Regions from separate parts of the Homo sapiens genome. Here region 1 is linked to region 2. The links are chromatin loops, found by intact Hi-C in ENCODE. Cell type or tissue: IMR-90. All regions are shown on one strand. Each heading gives the region's core, and the rest is flanking DNA. Links, peaks and the distances in the headings are about the cores only. Region 1 overlaps IL15 (interleukin 15). Region 2 overlaps INPP4B (inositol polyphosphate-4-phosphatase type II B).

What was found. Peaks named below come from ENCODE experiments on the same cell type or tissue, not always from the same donor. Only the 100,000 strongest peaks of a DNase experiment are listed, where the experiment ranks them.
Region 1: a loop joins it to region 2, with 3 times the contacts of the local background. A loop is called at or near these places in 4 of 110 quality-filtered maps.

The regions. Positions count from the first base shown.
Region 1 is chr4:141,640,752-141,649,784 of GRCh38, reverse strand. The region is part of intron 1 of IL15 (interleukin 15); the gene reads right to left. Among named protein-coding and RNA genes, the nearest start is that of IL15, 8.7 kb to the right of the region's middle. In IMR-90, for the core only: no CTCF peak of the experiment used is centred there; DNase peaks (open chromatin) are centred at 2,574 and 3,994.
Region 2 is chr4:142,090,728-142,093,227 of GRCh38, reverse strand. The region is part of intron 23 of INPP4B (inositol polyphosphate-4-phosphatase type II B); the gene reads left to right. Among named protein-coding and RNA genes, the nearest start is that of IL15, 460 kb to the right of the region's middle. In IMR-90, for the core only: no CTCF peak of the experiment used is centred there; DNase peaks (open chromatin) are centred at 1,287 and 1,877; H3K27ac peaks cover 1,195 bases.

The DNA of each region.
Region 1 (9,033 bases), core at 2,570-5,069, 450 kb after region 2:
CCATCCAGACAATCCTCAAATAAACCATATTTAATTGCAGCAAGCGTGCTCCTACTGGGGAAGGTTGTGTTGCTGGTTTGTTTTACTGTTGTGTTATGTTAGCTAATGCTTTATTTACTATTGAAAAATGTTATTGATTTTTAAAAATCTTTGGTCTGGCAACTTTTCTGAGCTCTCCCATTTGTTTTAGTAGCTTGTTAATTTGTATGGCTTTCATCTATAAATAATGAAAATTTCACCTCCTCTCTTTTAATCTTTATAATTCTTATTAATTGCACCAGCAAGGTAGCACCCTCTATAGGAAGTGTGCATGCTTGAGAGAGAAACCTGAGTTCAAGCTCCAGTTCCACCACTTCCTACTGGTAGTCCCTGCACCAGTCACCACACTTCCTGGTGCTTCAGTTTACTTATCTGAAAAGTGGGAAGGAAAGTATCTCATGAGTTTGAGAATGCTACATATGTTAACGTACTTGGGACTATGGGTGAAAATAAATGTTAACTATTGAAATATTTATGGAATGAAGTTAAGAATGAAAGACACCTAACCCAACTTTGGACATTTAGGACAATATTCCCAGAGAAGGCATTATCAGACTGAGATTTCTGGACCAGGCGAGTCAGGAGAAGGGGGCACGGAAGAGATACTGGATGAAGTAGTGCATTCCAATGAGAGAAACATGTCAAAATATTTGGCTATGAAAGGAAGTGTGTTGTGTTTAGGGGCAGAGAGTAGTTCAGTATCCTGGACACTCAGCTGTTTACATGCAAACAATAATTGTTCCACGAGACAATAAGTTCCTAAAGAGAATCAAATGTGCTGCGTCTTTTTATCCTTCACAGCACTTGGCAGGGAGCCATGTACAGAGAAAGTGATCAATAAATATCCACTATTGTTTAGAACTTTTGGTGTGCTGTTAGCCTCTTTGGTTTAAACACCTTAGCCTGGAAGCCATGCTTTATAAGTTGCAGCGGCTCAGAGTAATATGGTTTGACTTAAGAAAGGCCAAGGTTTAGAAGATGAATGCCTCAATATCAAGTCAAATAAGCCATCAGCATAATCACATCTTTCCAGTTTTAGAGGTTCTTTACAAGGATCTTGCTTTTCAGGAGTAGAATCTAAAGATACCAAATACAGATTTTAATCTGATATTTGAGGTAACTGCAAATTTTTTTAACAGCATAACAAGAGAAGAAACCATATTTCTTCTCTTAAACCCTCAGGAGAAGAGACACTAAATAAATTAAACTTCCGCAATACTATTATTTTCACACAATTTCTCTCATCTTTTTTGTCCTACTGAAATAACTTCTCAAAATACTCGGCAAATAAAATAAAGAAAATGAAAGGATTTCTGTTTGAAGGAATTTAGAGAATAAGATGTGCCTTGTTTTAATTTCCTTTCATTTACTGAAGCATTTACTTTGCAAATTTATAAAATTATCCCCTCTATAATAAAACTGGCACAAAATATTAAACAAACGTATTTGTTTTCAGTTCTCTAAAACTCATACTCCTAATAAGGAAGTTAAAGATTCTATTTGTAACCTGGCCCAAAGTACATCCCCAGAAAATTCTATTTCCCTTCCTGACCCTGATAATAGGAAATATGCTGTGAATAGTTTCCCAAAAGCCATGTGATCACCAGTAATATACTATGAGTCAAATATGGTCAAACTCCTTTTCTCAGAACCTGATCTAACTTGACCCCTCAGGAATATATGTTGGATCATTGACAACAAGAATAACATTATTATAGCTCTACTATGTGCCAGACAAGGTGTTAGACACATAAGAATGCAGTGTTTCTCAAACTTCAGCCCTTCCAACTCCACCATCACAATTCTTCTCATCTATGACCTTTATCATTTACCTGCCGGAGAGGCAATATGAACACAGATAAATACAGTGAAACACTGCAGATACTATGAGAGAAGTATCTATCAGGTGGAGAACACACAAAGGAAAGGTGTCAGGCAAGACAGGAGGTAAAGATAGTGTCTCGCCAGGAAAACGTCACAGAGAAAGTGAGTCTTTAAAGATGATCCCTATGTAAGAATAAGCATATGAGGGATTAAAATCCCTCTAGAGAGCAGCAGACAGAGCAAGTATGACAGGAAGGCAAGGTCTAGGAGGTGTAAAAAGCCTAGCCTTCTCTTTTGAAGACCTGGGAGCTGGTCAATTCCTCCTCGAAGGCCTTCCCGAATATCTCCTCTTTCAGGGTGCTTAGCTCAGTGACAGTCCCTCTAGTTGTCTTATGTGACCCTAAGCCATCTATATATACATTTGCCTCCTGGGGAAATATCCTGACCATTTGTTTTAACCAATAATTCTTTACTTAATTCACAAACCCAAATCTTGTACAAATAGCTTATCCAATCTTCAATCCAGTACTTCTAATCACTTACAGGACATTTTAAGTAGTTTATTCCACTTTTAACTCAATCGTGATATTTCCAAAATCAAGTTCATCCATTCCCCTACCTTGCCCCATGTGTTAGCTGTAATATATATCTGTTCCTAACATGTTTATCTTTCCTGACTCTCATGGTTAAAATCTTCGGCATTCTCTGACTCTTCGCTGTGCTCTGCTCCTCCCACTCAATCAAGACCAGTCAAGTATTTAGGAAAGTCCCCAGCCCATATTAGGCACTCAAAATTATTAACTGCTGAAGTGCCAAAATCAATTCAATGAATAAATAGAACACTGGTATATCAAATCTTCCTTGAAATTAGCTTGTCTTTCTATTCTCCATTCTATTTGCAGTACCCTACTACTTAGCATTCATTAATCCATTCATTCCCTCATTCATTTTTGTTTTAAATATTGCTTTAAATACTCAAGCAAATATTTGTTGAGAGACTACCATATGCCTAGCACTAATAGGTGATGGGAATATAGCAATGAATAAAATAACAAAACTGCATGTTCTCCTGTGGTTCATATTCTAATGAAGGGAGATGTTAATAATCAAATAATTCAATAAAACATACAAGTCCATAGTCCCTTATATGAAAATATTAAATCAAAAAAGCTCCAAAAACTGAAAGTTTCTCCTTAATTCACTGATTAACAAAACACAAGCTGAACTAACATTAGACTATGTGTAAGCTGTATTTATTCCCTTTTGAGGAAGTACCTGAATAAGCTTGGTCGTTACATGATATATAGTAAACACACTATATTACTTTCCAAAATCTGAAAAATAATCTGAATTCCCAAACAGGGTTGGGACAGGGAGTGCTGGTGAGGCTGCAATTTGAAGTACATCAGTCAAGGATTACTTCATTGCAACAGGGATATTTGAGACAAACCCCAAAGCAGGTATGGGGAAGGGGGTGATATCTGAGAGAAAAGCATTCTAGGAAGAAGGAACAGCAAGGTAAAAGACTCTTAGACAAGAACATAGTAGTATGGTTGGTGAATAGAAAAGGTGCCAGTGTAACTGACTCAGTGAGCTAAGGGAAGAGTAGCAGATGGCAGACATCAGGGGTACAAATCACTTAAGAGACTTAATATCCACTGTAACAGAATTTGGCTTTTATTAGAGTGAGATGGGAGAACCATGTGGGGTTTGGAATAGAGGAGTAGCATAACCTGATTAATATTTTAACCGGATTACCCTTTGTGGTGGATAATCTCCAAAGACAGCTGCCATCAGTCAGTGCCTTCCCCCCATGAACATGCATGACACTCTACTAATCAAAAGGTGGAATCTATGTCGTCTCCCCTTCAATCTGGGTGGCCTTCTGACTTGCTTTTCCCAAAAGAATAAAACAAATGTTAAAGTCTGGAAATTCCATATCCAAGCCTTAAGTGATTACAGCTCCAACTTCCTCTCTTATAGAAGTTGGCCAAGTTGTGAAGAGTCTGACAACCCTGAAACTACCGTGCTGTGAGAAAGTCCAGTTTAGCCATGTGGAAAGACTAAGTGGAGGAGAACCAAGGAGCCCAGACAACAGCCAGAACTGAGGCTCTATATGTGTGACTTAATGTCTGAGCCATCTCAGACATCCCTTGACCATTGAGTCATACCATCTGAGGCCACATACATTGCAGTGTAGAGACAAGTCATTCTCTTTGTGTTTTGTCCTAATTCTTAGGCTTGAGAAAATAAAATGGTTCTTATTTTATACCACTAAGTGTTGGGGTAGTCTATTATATGGAAATTAGTAATTGACATTGAAACTACTATGAGACTGAGTGGTGGGAAGACACCTGGAGAGAGGCAAGGACCCTGTTAGTGAAGGCTAGAAATGCAGTGACGAAATAGTTCAACCTAAGACTTGCTAGATTGGAAAATAACACCTATTCTCATTCTTGCCTTTCCAGGCAGCAAAAGATTCTCCAAGAAATAAGTAGTTTCAGGGCAAAGATCAAATCCAGGCTCTACTATTACATGTGCTCTCAGGTTGGAGATCAAATCAGGTGTGTGGCATGGAGGCCCTTCATTAAGAACTCTGAAAGATTTAAAATGATGTCTCACAGACCTTGCCAACTAGTCAAAAGGCTTCTAAAAATGGTAAGGGTTTCTATGGCACCTTGACTTCCCAAAAAATTAAAGTGGAACTTGTCTCAAGGATTTTCTGGTTATGTCTTTTATCTAACGGAGTGAATGAATCTCAATAAAATTCATAGGAAGCCCCCCGAATTCTAAATATCATTGAACTTAAAAACAAAAAGCAGTTAAACAAAAGTGAGTATATAAAAGGTCTCTAAATTATTAACCCTCTAACATCAGAAAGCAGGCTACGCCACTGCAAAGAATAGCAAAAATTATTTCTCATAGAAAAGAAAGAAAGAATGAGAAAAGGAGCCCAAAGTGCAAAAGATGAAGTTAAGAGCCACAGAGGATCACTCCTAGGGAACAAATTTAAACCTTAATCCGGAACATGTATTGCTTCCAGAGCAAGAACTTGGGATATATGCCGGCTCTATTTAGACTTGCTATGGACTAGCAACTGTTATATGCCTTCTATTGTCTTGTTTTGAAATGGTATTTTTTTAAAGCAATTGTCCTATTTTTGTTTTACCATTGTATGTTGGGACAAGGGGAAGGTCACAGATAACCTATCTTTTTAGCTACAGGTTGCTGCACTCAAGAAACTACATCAGAGAAATATCATCCTCATCTGGAGATCCAGTTTAGAGACTTAAAGTCTGAGTTTGATGCCATAACGAGATAAGCTATGGGGGATCCTGAAAGTCAATAATTAGTTAAATGATACAACTACTTGAGGCCAACATTATGTAAAGTCCAAGTTAGTCATGTATAGGGGTCACATACGGAGAGATGGATGCTTGGCCAGCCATGAGCTTTCCAGCTATCCAAGCTGATGTTCTAGACATGTGAAGGAAGATGCTTTCTTGAATGTCTCATCTCCAGCAGCCTAGGAGGAGTCAAGCAGCCGAAAGTAGCCCAGATTACAAGATCACGATAAATAACAAATTATTGTTATTCAAGTCACTAAGTTCTGGGGGTGTTGTTTTGTTTTGTTCTTGTTTTATGGCTGTTGATCCTTTAGATGCAGGGACAGGTAACCAAAACACTGTGGCTGCTATGTTGAGAACAGGCTGGAGTGGAGATAAGGGGACAAGCAGCAGGCACTTTTGCAATAATACTGTGAGACATGATAGCAACTTGAACCCAGGTGACAGCACTGAAAAAAAGGGTGAGAAGAGATAGGATGTAGGGTATATTTTGAAGGCCTAGCTAAATAATTTGGTGGCAGATTCAACGTGGAATATGACATAAAGAGACGTTAAGGACAAACCCAAGATAGATTGATTGATTATCTATGGAACTAAGAGAATGAAATTGACATCAGGTAAGATGAGGAAGAAGGTGGAGCAAGCAGATATGGCAGTAAAGGCAGGAATCCAGTGAGTATTAGACATCCAATCAGAGATGGTTGAATAACAGCTAAATAGACTGCTAAATGAGTCTGGAGTTCAGGGGAGAGGTCATGGCTAGATTCACCCGTACATTTGTGAATCATCAATGTAAGAAGGGATTAAAAACCATGACACTAGATGAGATCACCAAGACAGAGAGTACAGATAGAGAACAGGCCTAAGGACTGAGCCCTCAGACAGCTATATTTACATGTTAGGGAAATTAGGAACTAGACAGAGACTGAAATTGTTGCTGGTAAGGTAAAAGGAGACTGAAATTGTTGCTGGTATGGTAAAAGGAAAATAAGGAGAAGGGGAGTGGCTTGGAAGCCACATGAAGAACTCTCAGGTCCTGCTGAAAGGGTACATAGGAAGGGACCCAATAACTAACTACTGGATTTAATAAAAGGGATGTTCGTGGTACCTTTGACAAGTGTATTTCTAGTGGAGCAGTGGAGATGACAGCCTGGCTGGTTCAGGAGAGAAAGGAGAGAGGAAAACTGGAAACAGAGAATATAGTTAAGGTTGTAAGTTTTCCTGTAAAATGTGGGCAGAAAAAAGCAGATATAGAAGTGAGCAGAAACATGAGGAGAAAAACATGAGTCTTTTTTAAAAATGGCAGAAGTTATAGCATGGCTACATGGTATTGGGAAAGACCCATAAGAGACAGAGAAAAAAATGGTGATGGAGAGAAAGAATGAATTACTAGAGTTATGTCCTTGAGCAGATAATGAGAATGAAACTACACTCCTGAATTAACTGTGATGAATTTCTAGCTGGTTTCCTTATCTCTAATTGTCTTTTCTTCAATAAATTCTACCTCAAACTAATTTCCCTAAAATACTATTTTTATTACAGTATTCCAACATTGTTTTGCTATATTACTTATGTTTCCTACCTCTTTTACAGTTGTTTGCTTAGCTGTCAAACACTTGAAAGATGATTGACTCATGCTGAAGTCAATACAAATAGACTCTGACCAACCCTCTGCTAAGCACATGGAGCACATTGCCCTTACTCAAAATGTAAGTGTAGAGTCAGACACATAAAAATGAGTTTACAGACATTAAAGCTGTTATAAGGGAATGTAGACAGCACCAAATGAATTCATGTAAGGGAGAAAATAATTCTGCCTGGGCAGTAGGTGGGGACAGAAAAAGTTATAGAGGGTTAACATTTTGAGCAGGACCCATGAAGGCTGACAAAGAATGGCAAGTGTGTCTGGACACTGAGGCAAGGTGACTGCAGCTGAGGCTAGAAGAGGAGACTGCACTGCAGAGGCTATCCAAGCCCTACTAGAGCTTATTTCGCACTAGTCCCCAGTGGGAAACCTCTACAGAAGCTAGCCCAGGCTCTTTACTGCTCCCCATCCTACTCCCTGTACTTTGCTTTAAGCACAGTAACCCATGGTAATCCAGAAGCCAAAGGGAGGGTGTGGGAAAGAAGGCTGAACTATATATCCCAACTGAACAACACGCACCTCTGGCATACCCTACAACTTTCCCAGGGCTTTGTGGACATAGACGGTTCTAAAGGAACCAATTTCAAGATCCGTTACTTCCATAGGAGCCCCTTTTACCAGAGATATGCCTGATGTGTGCCCAAAGCAGGCAGATTTCTGGCAAGTTCTCCTTCCTCACTTCCTCTTTCATAATTACCCTTCTCCCACTTTAGGAAAAAAATGCCTATCTCTCCCTATCCAGAATCTTAACATGTGCCTTGCCTCACCAGGGTGCCAAATAAAGGGGCAATTTGAAAAGTTGATATAAGAGACATCTTTAATCAAAGCATTGACATATCTAGTTGTATGATATATATTTCCAATATTGTTTTAGTTTTTTTTTCAAGAGCACGTTATTATTTATTATTATTATTATTATTCTCCAATACAGGTTTTGTTTTCAAAACTCCACAAAACGTAGCGATATTCACACTTTTCAACAAAAATAATTTACATTCAAAGCACTGATGCAAGAAATTTCCTTAGCACTTAGCACCTTTCTAAGTTTCTAGAAGCTCGAAAACCACATTGCGGCTTTTTTTTTTTTAAATTATACTTTAAGTTCTAGGGTACATGTGCACAACGTGCAGGTTTGTTACATATGTATACATGCGCCATGTTGGTGTGCTGCACCCATTAACTCGTCATTTACATTAGGTATATCTCCTAATGCTATCCCTCCCCCCTCCCCCCACCCCATGACAGGCCCCGGTGTGTGATGTTCCCCTTCCTGTGTCCAGGTGTTCTCATTGTTCAATTCCCACCTATGAGTGAGAACATGCGGTGTTTGGTTTTTTGTCCTTGCAATAGTTTGCTGAGAATGATGGTTTCCAGCTTCATCCACGTCCCTACAAAGGACATGAACTCATCCTTTTTTATGGCTGCATAGTATTCTATGGTGTATATGTGCCACATTTTCTTAATTCAGTCTAACATTGATGGACATTTGGGTTGGTTCCAAGTCTTTGCTATTGTGAATAGTGCTGCAATAAACATGTGTCTTTACAGCAGCATGATTTATAATCCTTTGGGTATATATGTTTTAGTTTTATGCTTAATAATCACTTATCAAAAATTAATGGTTCCTTTGATTAATTTTATAATGATAGTGTTTTAAATAACATAAGCTAGAATAATTTTCACAACGAAAATCCTTCAAATAAAAAATCAAGTTTTATGTACTTATTTTTGTTGCAGATGAGTCAGGAAAATAGAAAATCTTTAACAGTAAAATGTTCAATTAAGAAAAAATCATTTGATAATTTTAGAGGTCAGTGCTAACAGTGTGCAAGGACTACTTTGTCAGATTTCTATTAGAAGGCACATAAGCAAAATACCCAGGAAGGAGAAGTAGCATTCAGTGATATAAGGGACCAAAGACCCTCTCTGGGCTCCTTTCGTGTGTCACAATGATAAGCAGAGCTTACCCCCACCACCACCGCCATCAACCTTACAACCATCATATTTTCCTGTTCTACAACCATTTTCAGTTTCAATTCCCTCATTTCACAAAATAATTTGTCACTTTCCTGATTTTGTCTGCACCCTGTCAGCACTTGGAGGAACTATTAGCATTTAGAGAAGAAACAACTGTGTATTACATGCAGACTTTTTAAAAATCCATTTTTATACGGTCTA
Region 2 (2,500 bases), core at 1-2,500:
GCACCTGGGATAACCTCACTCAAAGGCTGGGCTCAGCTGTGACTGTTGACTTAAGCACCTAAACAAGACCTTCCATGTGGCTTGGGCTTCTTCCAGCATAATGGCTGGGTTCTTATAGGGAGCATCTCAAAATGAGGAATACAGTCGGCAAGTTCCAAGAGAATTATCAGGCAGGAGAGGCATAATCAATTCAGACCTGGCCTCAGAAGCCACAGATCATTACTTCTGTCATACTTCATTAGTCAAAAGATAGTCAGAAGCCCACCCAGATTCAACCTGAGGAGACATACATTCCACGTCTTTCAATAAAAAGTGTCGAAGAATGTAGAACTATGTTTTAAACCCATCACTGCAGGTGTGATAGATTTGCTGCCCTCCAGAAATACTCTGACTTGTCCTTTCCTCATTCTAAATCAACAGTACACATTTGTACTGTGGCTGGTCAATGTTGAATATACATATATAACAATTTGCTTACCTTAGAATGCTTTTGATTGCAAATGACAAAAACTCTTAATTCAAACTAGCTTAAACAATAAAGAAAACTTGCTGATAAACCTCACTGAAAATTCTAGCAGTAAGGTAGGTTTCAAGAGAGGGTTGGTTCAGTGACTCAGCAGTATAAAACAATATCTCAGGATGGGCACGGTGGCTCATGCCTGTAATCCCAGCACTTTGGGAGGCCTAGGCGGGTGGATCACCTGAGGTCAGGAGTTTGAGACCAGCCCAGCCAACATGGCGAAACCCGCATTTCTATAAAAATACAAAAATTAGCCAGGCATGATGGCGGGTGCCTGTAATCCCAGCTACTTGGGAGGCTGAGGCGGGAGAACCCCTTGAACCAGGGAGGCAGAGGTTGCAGTGAGCCGAGGTCACACCACTGCACTCCAGCCTGGGTGATAAAGTAAGACTCTGTCTCAAAAAACAAAAGCAAACAAAAAACAATATCTCCTTTGTATTTTATCATTAGGCTGCTCTTATCTCTTATGTTAATTTTATCCTATGTCTGGTCTTGTGGCTAAAAGATGGCTGTTATGAGCTAACCCCACACTCAACCAAAGGGCTAAGAAGAGGTTCCTTTCCTCTTCAGGAGCTTCACTCAGCTGGAACAGCACAGGCCACTTGCATATCCTTAAAACAGTTGCTAAGATGAGAATTTAGTGCCAACTGGTTTAGATCATGTCTATTCGTGAACTAGTCTTGATTTCAAGGGGTATGGATCACACAAATGGACGTCAGAGTGGGAGTGTGGTGCATCCCATGGCAATTTTGTATCTGCCACTTAGTGTGGGAAGTGAGTAGATTAGGGACTGGGAAGGCAGCCATAATTTCTGATTCATCTTGGAACAGTTTCTGGCCACACAGTTATTTGGCCATAAGAGAATGAAACTATTTGACATCATTAGCATCACAGTTCAGTGAGCTAAAAGGCCACGGTTCCATTCCTGTTTACTTATTAATACCCTGCCTGTGATTCAGGTCGTCAAAGTCAGAGCTCTTCTTGTTGAAGAAACCTATTTGACCTAACAAGGAGGATATAGGCCCTAAAACCTGACTCTCAACTTGATTGTTCTGTTCCATTGGGGAGGTACGAGAATAGTCATGGGGTTTGTGAATGTTTGTGACTGGGGTGTGTGACTGCACGTGTGTGAGGAGACTGTTTCTTACTTTGGATACATTCTGACTTTTACCTGAGAAAGTAGGCTTCCCCTCTGAGGCTGTGAACTCTTTTTTAAGTGCTACTAATATCTTCTGTTTTTCAGAGGTGACACAGAATTTAATAATGTAGCCTTTTCTGCCAAGAGTTTTATTCATTGTTTTCCATTACTGGTCAATGACGCATGACCGGATTCTTGCCCTTATTTTGCAGTTGAGGAAATAGGGACAGAGGGTTAAGCAATTTGCCTAAGACTACACGTCAAAGCAGCAGTAGAATTGGCATTAGAAATCACTTTCCTGGAATCTTGGCTCAGTGCTGTTTTTGAAAAGCAATTATAAAAGTTTCAAACAAAAAAGAACAAATCATACATAGCACACATTTGGGAACCCATTGCTCAGCTTTGGAATTTTCGTAAGAAACAAATATTTACAGATAGGGTAAAAGCTCCCTTTGTACCCCTCCAGGTTACCACCCTTAATCCTCCCCTCCTATGAGAACATCAATATCCTGAATTTGATGTTTTGCATCCTCATACACATTTTACTCTATATTTATGTATCCATAAAAATATGGTACAGTTTTGCACATTTGACTATATTATTGCTGTTGTTTTGTATGAATCTTTCTATAATTTGTGCTTTTTTGCTCAATATTGTTTTTGTGATATATCCATGTTGACACATATGGCATTTGTGTATCCTTTTTACTTATATTACTTTGCATTAATATATTGGTTTATTCTTACTCTTTATGAACATATTAAAGCTTTTTTGCTATTTAAAATTATAAACAATAATGCAATAAACATTCTTGTAACTTTTACCTCTGAATACTTTCTTA